3 separate regions of the Homo sapiens genome follow, and regions 1 and 2 are each linked to region 3. A link is a contact called in ENCODE Hi-C or POLR2A ChIA-PET data. All regions are on one chromosome and are shown on one strand. Each heading gives the region's core, a stretch centred on a gene start or an enhancer-like site at or near the end of the contact. The rest is flanking DNA. Distances are from core to core; before and after follow the strand shown.

What was found. A loop is a pair of places that touch in the nucleus more often than their neighbours do. ChIA-PET counts read pairs that join two places held with the same protein, here RNA polymerase II (POLR2A). Pooled maps may share reads with other maps.
Region 1: a map of HepG2 shows a loop between it and region 3 (4-fold over the local background). The contact joins the enhancer-like site here to the promoter of LINC02413 in region 3. A Hi-C loop is called at or near these places in 3 of 168 maps with a recorded cell type or tissue (A673, HepG2 and endothelial cell of umbilical vein), 1 of 37 single-sample maps with no recorded cell type and 2 of 50 pooled maps. POLR2A ChIA-PET finds 5 or more read pairs at or near these places in 3 of 52 experiments (A549, H1 and activated naive CD4-positive, alpha-beta T cell).
Region 2: a map of heart right ventricle shows a loop between it and region 3 (21-fold over the local background). The contact joins the enhancer-like site here to the promoter of LINC02413 in region 3. A Hi-C loop is called at or near these places in 24 of 168 maps with a recorded cell type or tissue (Caco-2, Calu3, GM12878 and 13 more), 31 of 37 single-sample maps with no recorded cell type and 27 of 50 pooled maps. POLR2A ChIA-PET finds 5 or more read pairs at or near these places in 7 of 52 experiments (AG04450, Caco-2, GM10248 and 4 more).

The regions. Positions count from the first base shown.
Region 1 is chr12:93,213,765-93,216,493 of GRCh38, reverse strand. LOC643339 (a long non-coding RNA gene) reads left to right here. Exons shown (of 5, transcript NR_040096.1): 3 at 815-912. Among named protein-coding and RNA genes, the nearest start is that of LINC02412, 41 kb to the right of the region's middle. Within about 2 kb of position 1,398, at least 2 of the 41 ENCODE cell types and tissues checked have a DNase peak (open chromatin) inside an H3K27ac peak, as active enhancers do.
Region 2 is chr12:93,126,377-93,129,184 of GRCh38, reverse strand. All of the region lies in intron 3 of LOC643339 (a long non-coding RNA gene), which reads left to right. Among named protein-coding and RNA genes, the nearest start is that of LINC02412, 47 kb to the left of the region's middle. Within about 2 kb of position 1,289, at least 19 of the 41 ENCODE cell types and tissues checked have a DNase peak (open chromatin) inside an H3K27ac peak, as active enhancers do; they include ascending aorta, heart left ventricle and heart right ventricle, where a contact is called at or near this core.
Region 3 is chr12:92,989,419-92,992,118 of GRCh38, reverse strand. It overlaps LINC02413 (long intergenic non-protein coding RNA 2413), which reads right to left and starts at 1,374. Exons shown (of 4, transcript XR_945212.3): 1 at 1,309-1,374.

The sequences.
Region 1 (2,729 bases), core at 149-2,648, 220 kb before region 3:
CAACTGGGTGAATCTCAAATATCTTATGCTAACTGAAAGAATCCAGACTCAAATAGGTATATGCCACATGGTTTCATTTATATGATATTCTGGAAAAGGCAAAGCTGGAGGAATAGAAAACACATGGTAATTTTCAGGGGTTGGAGGCGAGGGAAGGAGCTGACAACAAAGGGTTGTAAGGAATTTTTAGAGATAATCGGAATGCTTTATATCTTCATGGTTCTGCCTACATGATTGTACCTGTCAAAAATCACAGAACTATACACTACAAAGGCTAAAAACTTAATACATGTAAATTACATAGAATAGAAAACAAAGATAAAATAAAAGTTATCAATAATGGCAAGTTGCTTCTTTGAGAAAACTGACAAAATCAGACACATCTCTGGTGACATTAGCCAAGGTTGCCAAAATTAAATAGAGAGAGAGGGTGGGACATATGGGAGAAGGGACCCATCCAAAGCAGCTTCTCTTCTTCTAGAAACCTAGGCTCAGGACTGTAGAGGGAAGGGGCAGTGAGTAAAGGCTGGAGAAATAACACTTGTGGGGTGAGATGAAAACATCTGAGGTCAGTTTCCCTGCTAATGAGGGGGCAAAAGGGTGATTTAACAGCAGTCTTTGAGTTTCTATGCCTTCTTGACAGTTTGATTATGGTTCAATTTAGCAAGAATGAACAGCTTAAATAATCTTTAGCATATGATAATGGAGTGTGTCTATGGAATTATATGGCTTCTCTGAAAGGTAAAGCACTTGTAGTGCCTTTTAAAATGAAAATGCAGCATGCGGAGGCTTGCATTGTGAATTTTATCTCCAGATCAACTGCAAGAACAAACCAGCAATCCTGAGAGGAACCACAGACCCTCTGAAAGAAGTGGACTGCTTCTGCAGGACCTGGGAGACACCCCAAATACTGTGAGTGCCCCAACTGTTGAATTGGGAAAGGGAGATCCTCCTTTCCCGAACACACACCCCCACTGGAGAAACTGAAGTACTGTTTGTGGGAGAAGCTTCTGACTTTACATGATCCTGAGTCAAGTTAGAGAGCTGAGCAAAACACAGGGGTAGAGGAAGCAGCAGAAAGGCCTTGGGAGCTTGCTGGGTCCCCAGACAGCCCATTCCTGCCTGACACCACAGGGATCCATCCAGAGGGTGGCCAGAGGAGCAGAGGGTAAAACTCCACAGGGAGAAGGAATTCTCTAGTTGAACTTTGTAACAATTTAAACAGGGCAAGAAGCCTCCTGGCCAGAACTAAGGGGAGGGCGTGAATCAGGTGTTCAGACTTCACAGGCAAGGGCAGAACTAAAGCTTTTTTCTCTTGCAGCTGGGAGGCAGATAGCCTTGGGCAAGTTTTCAAGCCCTTCTCACCCTCCACCTGGAAACAGACTTGGGCTGTTGTGGGAGGCATGGTGGGAGTGAGACTGGTACTTTGGTTTGCCTGGGAGCTGGTAAGGCCTGTGACTGCCGGCTTTCTCCTGCTTTCCTGACAACCTGCATGACTCAGAAAAGGCAGCCATAATCCTCCTAGGTACACAACTCCAGTGACCTGGGAATCTCACCCCCATCCCCGGCAGCAGCCGCAGCAAGACCCGCCCAAGGAGAGTCTGGCCTCAGACACACCTAGCCCTGCCCCCACCTGATGGTCCTTCCCTATCCACCCTGGTAGTGGAAGACAAAGGGCATATAATATTGGGAGTTCAAGGGCCCCACCCACTGCTGGTCCCTCTCCATACTGCTACAGCTGATGCTTTCTGGAAAGTGCCACCTCCTGGTAGGAGGCCAACCAGCACAAAAATAGAGCATTAAACCACAAAGCTAAGGACCCTCATGGAGTCCATTGTACTCTCCATCACCTCCACTGGAACAGGTGCTGGTATCCACAGCTAAGTGACCCATAGACAGTTCACATCACAGGACTCTGTGCAGAAAACCCCCAGTACCAGCCCTGAGCTAGGTAGACTCGCTGGGCAGCTAGACCCAGCAGAGAGACAACAATCACTGCAGTTCAGCTCACAGGAAGCCACATCGATAGGAAAAGGGGGAGAGTACTACATCAAGGGTACATCCCGTGGGACAAAAGAATCTGAACAACAGCCTTCAGTCCTAGGCCTTCCTTCAGACAGCCTACCCAAATGAGAAGGAACCGGAAAAACAACCCTAGTAATATGACAAAACAAGGCTCTTCAACACCCCCTCAAAATCATACTAGTTCACCAGCAATGGGTCCAACCAAGAAGAAATTCCTGATTTACCTAAAAAAGAATTCAGGAGGTTAGTTATTAAGCCAATCAGGGAAGGACTGGAGAAAGGCAAAGCCCAGTGCAAGGGAAAAAAATGATTCAGGAAATGAACGGAGAAATATTCATGGGAATAGACAGCTTAAAGAAAAAACAATAAAAAATTCAGGAAACTTTGGACACACTTTTAGAAATGTGAAATGCTCTGGAATGTCTCAGCAATAGAATGGAACAAGTAGAAGAACGAAATTCAGAGCTCAAAAACAAGGTCTTTGAATTAACTCAATCCAACAAAGACAAAGAAAAAAGAATAAGAAAATATGGACAAAGCCTCTAAGAAGTCTGGGATTATGTTAAATGATCAAACCTAAGAATGATTGGTGTTCCTGAGGAAGAAGAGAATTCTAAAAGCCTGGAAAACATGTTCGGGGCAATAATCGAGGAAAACTTCCCCGGCCTTGCTAGAGATCTAGACATGCAAATACAAGAAGCACA
Region 2 (2,808 bases), core at 40-2,539, 140 kb before region 3:
AACTTGTCTACCTGGTGAAATTGTAGATTCTGCTCAGACAATGTATTCCTCCCCTGTTCCTTCCTGCTTCACATTTTTCAATTAATGCCTTGTTCATTCCATGGAAGACATTGTTTCTTCATGCCACCATTTTTGAAATAATTAATTAGCATTAATTAATTAATGTTTTAGAGATGGGGGGGTCTCTCTGTTACCCAGGCTGGTCTCGAACTCCTGGGCTCAAGTGATCCTCCTGCTTCAGCCTCCCAAGTAGCTGGGATTACAGGCACCACCTGCAGCGCCCAGCTCACATCATCACTTTTTAATCTGCAGAAACTCAGATTCCACAGAGAGAAATCTGTGACTACCAAGAACAATTCTTTTATAAAAATAAAATTTGTTGGATTTCTATGATAAAAACTGTAAAGAAATAGTCCCATCCCTAAGGTTGAAGAAAGGACAAGAGTCATAGGAAGTGAATGCAGGGAGGGATAATTTTGGGAAATGGTGGGGCCGAGAGTGACACTGGAGAGGAGGCCTGTGTTAGGACTGGTCCAGCGCACCACAGGGGGCCACCAGGTGTTGAGAAAGCCCTGCCTGGTGCCCAGCACTTGGCACAGCACCTGGCATAGAGCAGGTGCTCGAAAGCTTTGTTGAATGGATGGAAGTCTGGATGGAAACAGAAGCCAGGCACGGAGGCGGGCGCCAGCACAGTGACTGGAGGTGAGAAGGCATCAAACACTTGACCTACTGTGTAACTTTGCTCAGGTAAGCCCAAGAGGCAAGCACAGTGCCAAATCTCCCATCAGCAGACAAAGGAGCTGTGAGTAAACCATTCACTGTGCTGCTGCTCTGGCTAGAAAGTTTTGCTTTGGGGAAATCCTTTTCATGTTTGTTACCTATTGGTAGCAGCCCCCGTTCAATCCTCCGACCTACTCTTCCTTAGATGAACCGCCCTCACTCTCCTTCCCTATAGGGTGCCTCAGGGCGGGCCAAGCCCATCTGGGGAGCATCGCCAGCCTCCTGTGTACTGGTGCCAGAGAAAGATCAACCCGTGGCACTTTTCTGTATCTCACCAGCAGGTGCTGACAGCTGAGCCATTCCACGCACCTTCGGAGCAAAGAACTGCCGGAAACCAGGGCCAAGTTCAGAGCCTGAAATTTTTTTCAAAGGCTACAAGGAGAAACCTGGGGGGCCTGATCACACATTACATAAGCCGTATGTGAGCAGAGGATGCCACTGATGCTAGGAACCCAGTGCCTGTCGGAATTGCGCAAGGTTTACGCAGAAGCACTTAAGTGTTGCAACATGACCCCACATCTTTACCAAAAATGTGAAACATTCACGCAGCACACACTTTAAAAACACTAAAGCTTGTCTCCGCCAGGTGGCTAAGGCTGCTTGATGGGGCTGACAGGAGAGGAGCTTTGCAGGGGGGCCTGACTTACTGTAGCTCTTGGCCCAGGGAGCTGAACACGCAGTACTTTGTACCCCAATAGCCCTGGGCAGCCCAAGCCTCTGATAAAATGTACTTTTCTGTGTGTTTGTTTTTCCTGGCAGTCTCATTTTGGGTTATAAATGGCTCCTTATTTCCATCCCATAGATCCATTCTTGCCTCTGTTGCGTTCTCTTTCGGCTTTCCAAAATAACCGAAAGGTTGGTAAAATCAACGCTGGTGAACGGCTTGTTCTGACCTTGAGCAGAAGCCGAATTTCCACATTGCTCATGCCATCTACAGTTGCTCCCGTGTCCGAGAGGTTGGCTGGAAAGGCCTCCTGAAAGCAGGGGATATAATTATACTTACACTAAAGCACTTGTTGCCATTAAATGCCAGGAAGTGGCATGGACCTTCCCTTGCTCCTGCCCTGCAACCTTTTTGGAGGACTATTGGGCAATCATCAGAGGTTATAGAGTTGGAACAGCATTCCCCCCAGATAGGTCATTTTCCCTGCAGGACAGCTTGGAGGCAAATTTTATTAAGTATCAAGTAGCTGACCCAAAGCAGTATAAATAGCGAGAGAACATATGACAAACCCAGAAATGAATGTGTTTAAACCCCAGGCTGAAGATATATGATGTGTTTACTGTTATCAGCACCTGCATGAAGATATTTTTGCCCAGTAGCCATCCAGGAAAAGATGAAACATATAAGTGACGTTATTAAGGCTTAATCTTAGAAAAATAATTTTGACCCTACTTTTGGAAGTCAGTGGACCACAGAGTTAATTTGGGGAAGGGACCTGAGGATAGGTTGGATGTGATTGGCTGTCATAGGAAGTACAGACAGACACTTATAAAACATCCCAAGTTCAGCCAGTTAAGAGCCAGGGGGAAAAACATGGAACTGTAGTTTACATTGGGTAGGAACTGTAAGCAGTCACTATCAGGCAAAAGGGACTTCCAAGTTGGAATTTTTCGAGAGAGACATGGAGAACATTTTAATTCAGGCCTGTTTTCCTCCATTGTTCCCTACCTTTATTCTAGGACATACCACAGAGTACAAACCATGCTTTAGTGACATTGATCAGGCCACAGATGACTGAGTTATGAGAGGCCATGAGCTTTCCAACATCAGTTTCCTAAACCAGCTGCTTCTCATCAGTCTGGTCCCCACTGGCCAGAGCTATTGACATCCTGGAAGATAATCCTATATTCCTACAAAGGTAGGAGAAGGTTCTGGGGAGAAATAGTGTAAGTTTTTATTTTTAATTTTTGATTATTATGGGTACATAATACATGTATGTATTCATGGCAGGGGTACATGTGATGTTCTGATATAGGCATGTGGTGTATAATGATCACATCATGCTAATTGGGGTGTCCATCACC
Region 3 (2,700 bases), core at 125-2,624:
CTCCTGGGATGCTTGGACAAGTGGAGAGTATTTTTGTTCTTGTATTTGTTATTTTAAACTTTCAATGATATATTGGTAGACTGAGGTGAAACTTTTCATATCCACTTCAAAGACAGCCCTCAGTTCTTTAGAATGTAAGATAAGAACAATAAATCTTGAGGTGAAATGATAGAAATAAGATCAATTTAAATAGTAGGGGGATCTGATGAAATGCAGTTAACTTAAGAGCATTCCCTGGTGTCCAACATCCATATAAAAAAGGTCACCATTTATGGAAATGCAAGGTAGTAAATATTACCTCCCAGGCATCAACCTAAGAATTGAGTGAGGGATTGAGATTACTAATAATTAAGACAAAAAGTATTATTTTGCACTAGCCCCCATCTGCTGATTCTCGGAGCTTTTCCGAATCTTTCTTGATGACTTAAGATGGCTGTGGGGATGACTGTGAATGAAACCTGAGGAATTTTTTTGCCCCACATTTTCTCTTGGTTTCTCAATCCTGTAAGGGCTCCCGGTCTTTTCCAGGGTATTTTAGGACCACAGATTGCCACCTATGACCTGCCTGTTCTACACCTGCTTCCTTGACTTTGGTGGAGTTGTCACTCCTCACAGCTGCTGCCTTCAGCAAAACACTCTCACCTTTGGGTGCCAAAAGCAGAGCAGTCCTGAGCTTCTACAGCAGCCTGTCCCCCTCTACTGAAAACTAGCAACTTTCTAGCTTCTTGTTTTATTGGGTTTTTTTTTTTTTATATTTATATTAACTTTATTCCTAACAGCCAGAAACAGGAAACAATACAAATGTCCATCTACTGGCGATAAACTAATAAACACACTGTGGTATATCCAAACAATAAAATACTCTCCACAAAAAGGAACAAACCACTGATAATATAACAGCAAAGGATGAATCTCAAAAGCACATGCCAAGGAAAAGAAGTCGGATGCAAAATACTGTGGTGGAATACTGTGCGGTTCCACTCAGGTGATGCTCTGGAAAAGGGAGAAGTACATGGATAGAAATCAGATCACTGGTCACCAGGAGCTCAGGCTGAGGGGAGGGGACTGACTCCAAAGGGTCACTAGGAGGCTTTCTGGGGTGATGGAAATGTTCTGAATCTTCACTGTAGTGGCTGGTGATTGCATTTCTCAAAATTCATAAACTGAATACCTAAAGAGGTGAATTTTACCATATATAAATTATACCTCCATAGAACTGGGTTAGAAATCTTATTTGCACAAACATTCTGAATTATCAGAATGTTTTTTATCCAAGGTGAATATCACCTGTGGTCAAGATCTTCTCACCAGGATGGTCTTCTTGCAGTCCAAGACCCAGCTACAGTCACTATGTCCGGAGTGGGTTTTTTTTTTTCTTTTTAGATGAAGTCTCACTCTCCACCATATGAGGACACAGCGAGAAGGTAGCCACCTGCAAAACAGGAAGATAGCCTTCACCAGGAACAGAATCTGCTGGCACCTTGATCTTGGACTTCGCAGCTTCGATAAGTCTTCTCCGCCTAATGGTCCATTCCCATTTCCACTGATGGACCTGCAGCACTCGCCCTCCTCCACTCCCAGGAGGAACCTCCCCCACGGCTGCTGCTACAGGACTGCTTGACTTCTTTAGGCTGCTCCATCAGGATTCACATTCCCCAACCCACACAGAACCTAGCCAGGGCCTTCCTAGCTTCTTTCCTTCCCTTCTTTCCTGAGGGGAAAGTCCACCTTGGGTTTAAATGGCTTAAGACTGGGCAATAAGCCTGATCTCACTCTCAACCTTTGTCTACATCATGCTTATGTTTTGACAAAGTGGAATTTTACCTGAAGGTTAAGAAAGCCCATTGCCCTTTTACGTTCTGGAAAATGACTTACTGCAAGGGGCCACCCTTCCCCGTATGACTTAGACAAGTTTCATGAGTGCCCCTTTGTCTACTGATGACAAAACTAGATAGGGATCTTCCAGTCTTCTGTTTTTGACCTCCTAAATGACTAGCTGAACTGCTTGTCACCACTGATCAATCAGAACAAAATGCCTGTTAGCCAAACTTTGGTTAAGCTTCTCTCCTTCCCCCAGGCCCCTGAGCTTTGGCCCTCCATAACCCAAGCCAGCATACAGCCTCTTCTTAGGGACCCCTCCCCACAAATAGGCTGGCCACCAGGTAGAACATTCTCTGATCTACTGTCCCATGAGGTCACTCTTTCATTCCTCCTTGAATTAGCATAGTGATGTCACCTTCCTGAGCCTTTTCTTTTTGAGACAGAGTCTTGCTCTGTTGCCCAGGCAGAAGTGTAGTAGTGTAATCTCAGCTCACTGCAACCTCGGCCTCCTGGACTCAAGCAATCCTCCCACCTCAGCCTCCCAAGTAGCTGAGACTACAGGTGCCTGCCACCATGCTTGGCTGATTTTTTTTGGTACTTTTTGTAGAGACAGGATTTCATCATGTTGCCCAGGCTAGTCTGGAACTCCTGGGTTCAAGCAATCTGCCCACCATGGCCTCCTAAAGTGCTAGGATTACAGGCATGAGCCACCGTGCCCAGCCCTGAGCCTTATTTTCACTTCAATACCAGACATTGCTAAGTGGCAGTTGCTGGGCCAGGGTCAGCCCCAAATTTTCTTTATTCAGTACATACAGTATTGGAAATATTTATTTTAATCAATTACCACCATTGAAAAAAAATCAGGAGACTTTACGTAAA